2 separate regions of the Homo sapiens genome follow, and region 2 is linked to region 1. A link is a contact called in ENCODE Hi-C or POLR2A ChIA-PET data. All regions are on one chromosome and are shown on one strand. The core of a region is the stretch at or near the end of the contact, and the rest is flanking DNA. Distances in the headings are between cores, read along the strand shown.

What was found. Hi-C counts contacts between places; a loop is a spot of excess contacts on that map. ChIA-PET counts read pairs that join two places held with the same protein, here RNA polymerase II (POLR2A). Pooled maps may share reads with other maps.
Region 2: a map of naive thymus-derived CD4-positive, alpha-beta T cell shows a loop between it and region 1 (6-fold over the local background). The contact joins the promoter of KANK3 here to the enhancer-like site in region 1. A Hi-C loop is called at or near these places in 1 of 168 maps with a recorded cell type or tissue (naive thymus-derived CD4-positive, alpha-beta T cell) and 5 of 50 pooled maps. POLR2A ChIA-PET finds 5 or more read pairs at or near these places in 8 of 52 experiments (CD8-positive, alpha-beta memory T cell, GM12878, HEK293 and 5 more).

The regions. Positions count from the first base shown.
Region 1 is chr19:8,267,807-8,270,531 of GRCh38, forward strand. No RefSeq gene overlaps it. Among named protein-coding and RNA genes, the nearest start is that of CD320, 39 kb to the right of the region's middle. RefSeq lists an enhancer at 1,170-1,499. Within about 2 kb of position 1,290, at least 20 of the 41 ENCODE cell types and tissues checked have a DNase peak (open chromatin) inside an H3K27ac peak, as active enhancers do; they include GM12878, where a contact is called at or near this core.
Region 2 is chr19:8,341,722-8,344,630 of GRCh38, forward strand. KANK3 (KN motif and ankyrin repeat domains 3) reads right to left here and starts at 1,541. Exons shown (of 11, transcript NM_198471.3): 1 at 1,504-1,541. RefSeq lists an enhancer at 984-1,775.

The DNA of each region.
Region 1 (2,725 bases), core at 40-2,539:
AACAAAAATAAAGCATCATACATGTCAAATGTTATATTTAATGTCATATTTAATTGTTGGGTACATAACCCTTAAGGTAAGAAATAAGACAATAGCTGCTATCGCCACCCTTATTCAAAATTATTCTGGGAGTTCTAGTTAACAATAAATCAAAAAAGGCCGGGCGCGGTGGCTCACGCCTGTTAATCCCAGCACTTTGGGAGGCCGAGGCAGGCAGATCACCTGAGGTCGGGAGTTCGAGACCAGCCTGACCAACATGGAGACACCCCATCTCTACTAAAAATACAAAAAAATTAGCCGGGTGTGGTGGCGCATGCCTGTAATCCCAGCTACTTGGGAGGCTGAGGCAGGAGAATCACTTGAACCTGGGTGGCGGAGGTTGCAGTGAGGCGAGGTCACGCCATTGCATTCCAGCCCAGGCAACAAGAGTGAAATTCCGCCAATTAAAAAAAAAAAAACCGTAAAACAAAAAAAGATATCAGTAGGAGAAATAAAGAGAATAAAACTGCCCATTATTAGTCTATGACATATCTATATCAAAAACCCAGGATGTAGAAGGCAGCACAAGATAACAGAATAGAAGGCTCCACCAACCATCCCTCCAACAAGGACACCAATTTAACAGCTACACACAAAAAAGCACTTTCCCAAGAACCAAAAATCCCAGCCGGGAGCAGTGGCTCATGCCTGTAGTTCCAGCTACTCAGGAGGCTGAGGCAGGAGAATCACTTGAACCCGGGAGGCAGAGGTTGCAGTGAGCCGAGATCGCGCCACTGCACTCCAGCCTGGGCGACAGAGCAAGACTCTGTCTCCGAAAAAAAAAAAAAAAAAAAAAAAAAAAAAAAAAAAAAAAAAAAAAAAAAAAAAGAAGAACCAAAAATCAGGTGAGCACTCACAGTACCCGGTTTTAACTTTATATCACTGAAAGACACACTGAAGAAACACACTGAAAGTCCTGAATCTCTGACACCACCTCTCCGCCACCCCTGGCAGCATGGTGTGGAGAGTGCCTTTGTGTGTTGGGGAGAGGGAGGGGGCAGCAATTGTGAGGCATGGAACCCAGCGCTGTCCTTTTAGAGCAGAAAGAAAAACCCGACCACACTCAGCTGATGCCCACCCATAGAGGGTGTGGGCGGCAAGCCACCCAGGTGCCGAGGCAAGAGACTGAGGGCACAAGTTGTTCCAGTAAAATAAAAAATATATATAAAATAAAAATAGTTACACCAGAAGACAAGAGTGCGAGCCCTCTGTTATGCCCGGACAGGGCCACTAGAGGGCTCCATGGTCTAGCGGTAATGCCGGCGCCTGGGAAGGCACCCGTTACTTAGCAGACCGGGAAAGGGAGTCTCCCTTTCCTTGGGGGAGTTAGAGAAGACTCTGCTCCACCACCTCTTGTGGAAGGCCTGACATCAGTCAAGCCCCCACCATCCCCACCTGCCAACAGCCATCCAGAGGCCTAACAGTCTAGCCTCTGTCATGCTGTGCTTCAGCGGTCACGCTCCTGTTTCACTTTCATGTTCCACCCTGTACACCTGGCTCTGCCTTCTAGAAAACAGTAGCAGAATTAAGTGAAAGTATTAAGCCGTTGACCTCTCCAAGAAATAATGACATAAGCTGTCCCCTCTCTCTGCCTCGGCTACCAAACAGGGAAGGGCCCCCTGTCCAGTAGACACATGACTCACGTGACCTTACCTATCACTGGAGATGGCTCAACACTCCTTACCCTGCCCCCTTGCCTTATATCCAAAAAATAACAGTGCAGCCAGGCATTCAGGGCCACTACCGGTCTCTGCGTCTTGGTGGTAGTGGTCCTCCAGGCCCCAGCTGTCTTTCCTTCTCTTTGCCTTGTGTCTTTATTTCTACGATCTCTCATCTCCACACACGAGGAGAAAAACCCACAGGCCCTGTAGGGCTGGTCCCTATAGAGGGGGCATTTAAACCAGCCCTAACAAGAGGGAAATTATGGATCCCAGTGGAATTTGAGTTCCTGCAAACTTTGCGACCCACCATGGGCTAAAGTGCTCTGGGTCTCTAAGTAAATTTGAAAGTCAGTCTAGGCTATCAGTGCAACTCCTAGGCAAGTCCTAGTGAGGTAGAAGATAAGATTTGACTTCAGAGGTGGGGCTCAGACACCAGACCATATTGAGGACTAGCTAAAACAGGTGAAGGAAAAGGGAGGGGGAAGCAGCTTTCGATGAGACATGCCTGCCAGTGTGCCGTGTCAATTTCACATTACCATGCTAACATCAAGGAATTACTGCCCCTTTCCAGGCAATGCCCCAATGATTAGTACCCCCTTCCCTAAAAGTTTCTACATAAACTGCCCCTTAATCTGCATGCGATTAAAAGTGGGTATATGCCAGGCACAGTGGCTCACGCCAGTAATCTCAGCACTTTGGGAGGCTAAGGCAGGTGGATCGCTTCAGCCCAGGAGTTCAAGACCAGCCTGGCCAACATGTCAAGACCCCATCTCTGCTAAAAATACAAAAACTGGCGGGGCAGGGTGGCTCATGCCTGTAATTCCAGCACTTTGGGAGGTTGAGGAGGACAGATCACAAGCTCAAGAGATCGAGACCACCCTGGCTAATGCAGTGAAACCCCGTGTATACTAAAAAATACAAAAAATTAGCCAGGCCTGATGGTGGGCACCTGTAGTCCCAGCTACTCAGGACGCTGAGGCAGGAGAATGGTGTGAACCCAGGAGGTGGAGCTTGCAGTGAGCCAA
Region 2 (2,909 bases), core at 291-2,790, 74 kb after region 1:
CTCAAGCAATCTTCCCAGTTCAGCCTCCCAGAGTGCTGGGATTACAAGCATGAGCTACTGCACCTGACCTTGACTTATTTTTTAAAATCCTAGCTAAATCCACTGAGGTTGGATTTCCTATGATCATTGTCCCTTCCCCTATTGTACAGATGGAGAAACTGAGACACAGAACAGTTTAGTGTCCTGCCTGGGTCCTGTCATAAACAGGCAGAGGCAGGTTTTAAACCCAGGCAGGTCTTCCAGAGTCCTTGCTTTGGCCACTACACTTGAATGCTTTCTTTTATTTTTATTTTTGAGACGGAGTCTCTGTCACCCAGGCTGGAGTGCAGTGGCAGGATCTCGGCTCACTGCAACCTCTGAGCCCAGGGTTCAAGCGACTCTCCTGCCTCAGCATCCTGAGTAGCTGGGATTACAGGCACTTGCCACCACAGCTGGCTAATTTTTGAATTTTTAGTAGAGACGGGTTTCATCATGTTGGTCAGTCTGGTCTCAAACTCCTGACCTCAAGAGATCAGCCCTACTTGACCTCCCAAAGTGCTGGGATAACAGGCATGAACCACCAAGGAGCCTCAGGGGGCTTGTCCCTCCCAGCCTACACCTGTGTCAGACTCTGATTGGGGGCGGAGGTGCCCACCACCTCTGCGGCTTCAGGGGCTGGGGCCTCACTAAGTGGGGCGTTTAGCTGCCTTCCCTCTCCTCCGCTCCCTGCCCTGACTGTCACAGCTAGATCCGGATTCTGTGCCTGAGACCCCCTCATTAGGCCGTCAGAGCCGACGCCACACGCCCCCTCTCCCGCCCCAGGGACTATTTTGGGACGCAGAGCTGTGATCACCAAACCGGAGTGGTGGGGGCCACGGCAGGCCAGTGAGGATCCCAGTCCTGGGGAGAGGGCGCCTTCCAGGAGGCCCTGAGTACTGGCAGCCCCTGATGTCTGCTGGGACTCTCAGACTCTTGAGGTGGGTGGGTGGGGGACCGGTGGCGGCAGGAAGGTGGGTGTTAAAGTCATCATCACCCGTCCACCCCCAGGTCGTCCTAGCCGCACAGAGACAGAGCAGTTTCCTACAGGAAGCGCCGCCGGGCGGTTCCATCCGCTACCCATTGTCTGCGGGTCCGGGGGCCGTGCGTCCCTCCCCAAAACACCATTTCCGTGACACGCTCCCACACCCAGCCCAGCGCGAGGGGCTGGCTGGGGTCCCCAGGCCGTCCCGGGAAAGGGTCCCAGGGCCGGTTGTGGCATTAGGGAGCGAACGAGCCCCGCAGTGAGCTCCCGAAGGGCGAGAGGGGGGCAAGCCCACGCCTCCAGAGCCCCCCACTCTGCTCGCTACCCACCTGGGACTTCCAATGTGGGAGGGGTCCCGGCCAGAGGACACGACGCCCGCCCCGTCGCAGCGGGCAGAGCCCTCAGTGGGGCTGGAAACGCAGCGCAGCGCCGGGTCCCGGTGCGTCCCCGAATCCACCCACCCAGGGGTCCCCCATCCGTGTCCCCGCAAGCTGGCAATTTACCTGAAGCCGCAGCCCCAGCCGCGCCCGCACCCGAGCCCGCCCCCTCGAAGTCCGGGGACTGATTATCAAGGCCTTCGCCCTAACTGACGGCCACGCCAGCCAACCAGCACCCGAGGCTCTCCAAGCCGCCCAGTGGGACGGTGGGGTGGGACAGGCAGGCGGGGCCTGGAATGTAGGGGTGGTGACTGAGGGCGGGCCCTGGAGTGACGGTCGCCGAGCGCTGGCTGGCGGCATTTCTGCACCAGCAGAGGTCAAGTCTCTGCCCAGCGCCGGGCCAAGGAGCTTGGATTTGATCCACAGGCACGAGGGAGCCATGGGAGAACTATGAGTAGAAGAGTAACCCGGTGGGATTTCTATAACTGGCACTTATTTCGCAGTGCCTGGGTGAAGTATCAGGTCCCGGATCTTCCCCACCGCAGGGCCTCTGCACATGCTGTTCCACCTACCTGAAATGCTTTCCCTTGCACCTGTACACGTAGGTACTTTTTGAGGCTCCCCTACTGTTTTTTGTTTTGTTTTGTTTTTGTTTTTTGAGACGGAGTCCCAGGCTGGAGTGCAGTGACACTCACTGCAACCTCCGCCTCCTGGGTTCAAGCAATTCTCCTGCCTCAGCCTCCCGAGTAGCTGGGATTACAGACACACACCACCACGTCCAGCTAATATTTGTATTTTTAGTAGAGATGGGGTTTCACCATGTTGGCCGGGCTGGTCTGGAACTCCTGACCTCAAGTGATCCGCCCGCCTCAGCCTCCCAAAGTGTTGGGATTACAGGCGTGAGCCACCGCGCCCGGCCTTCCCTACTTTCTGAGGTTCAGCTTTTGTGTTGCTGCCCCCTAAATTCCTGACATAGCCCCTCCCCAGTTAGTATTTTTCTCATCACTCTATTGTATTAACCTAATAGCTACTTTTACTATCTGGAAAAAAAAAAAAAAGCAGACTCTGTTATTGGCAGGCGCAGTGACTCACGCCTGTAAATCCAGTATTTAGGGAGGCATAGATGGGAGGATAGCTTGAGCCAGGAGTTGAGACCAGCCTGGGCAACATAGCAAGACCTAGTTCTCAAAACAAAAGAAAACAACAAAACAAAAAGACAAAAACGAAACACTCAGTTATTTATTTGGTTTATTTTTTAATTTAATTTAATTTTTTTTTAGACAGAGTCTCGCTCTGTCCCAGGCTGGAGTGCAGTGGTGCGATCTTGGCTCACTGCAACCTCTGCCTCCTGGGGTTCAAGCGATTCTCCTGCCTCAGCCTTCTAAGTAGCTGGGATTACAGGCGCACACCACCACGCCCAGCTAATTTTTGTATTTTTAGTAGAGACAGGGTTTCACCATGTTGCCCAGGCTGGTCTCGAACTCCTGACCTCAGGTGATCCGCCCACCTCAGCCTCCCAAAGTGCTGGGATT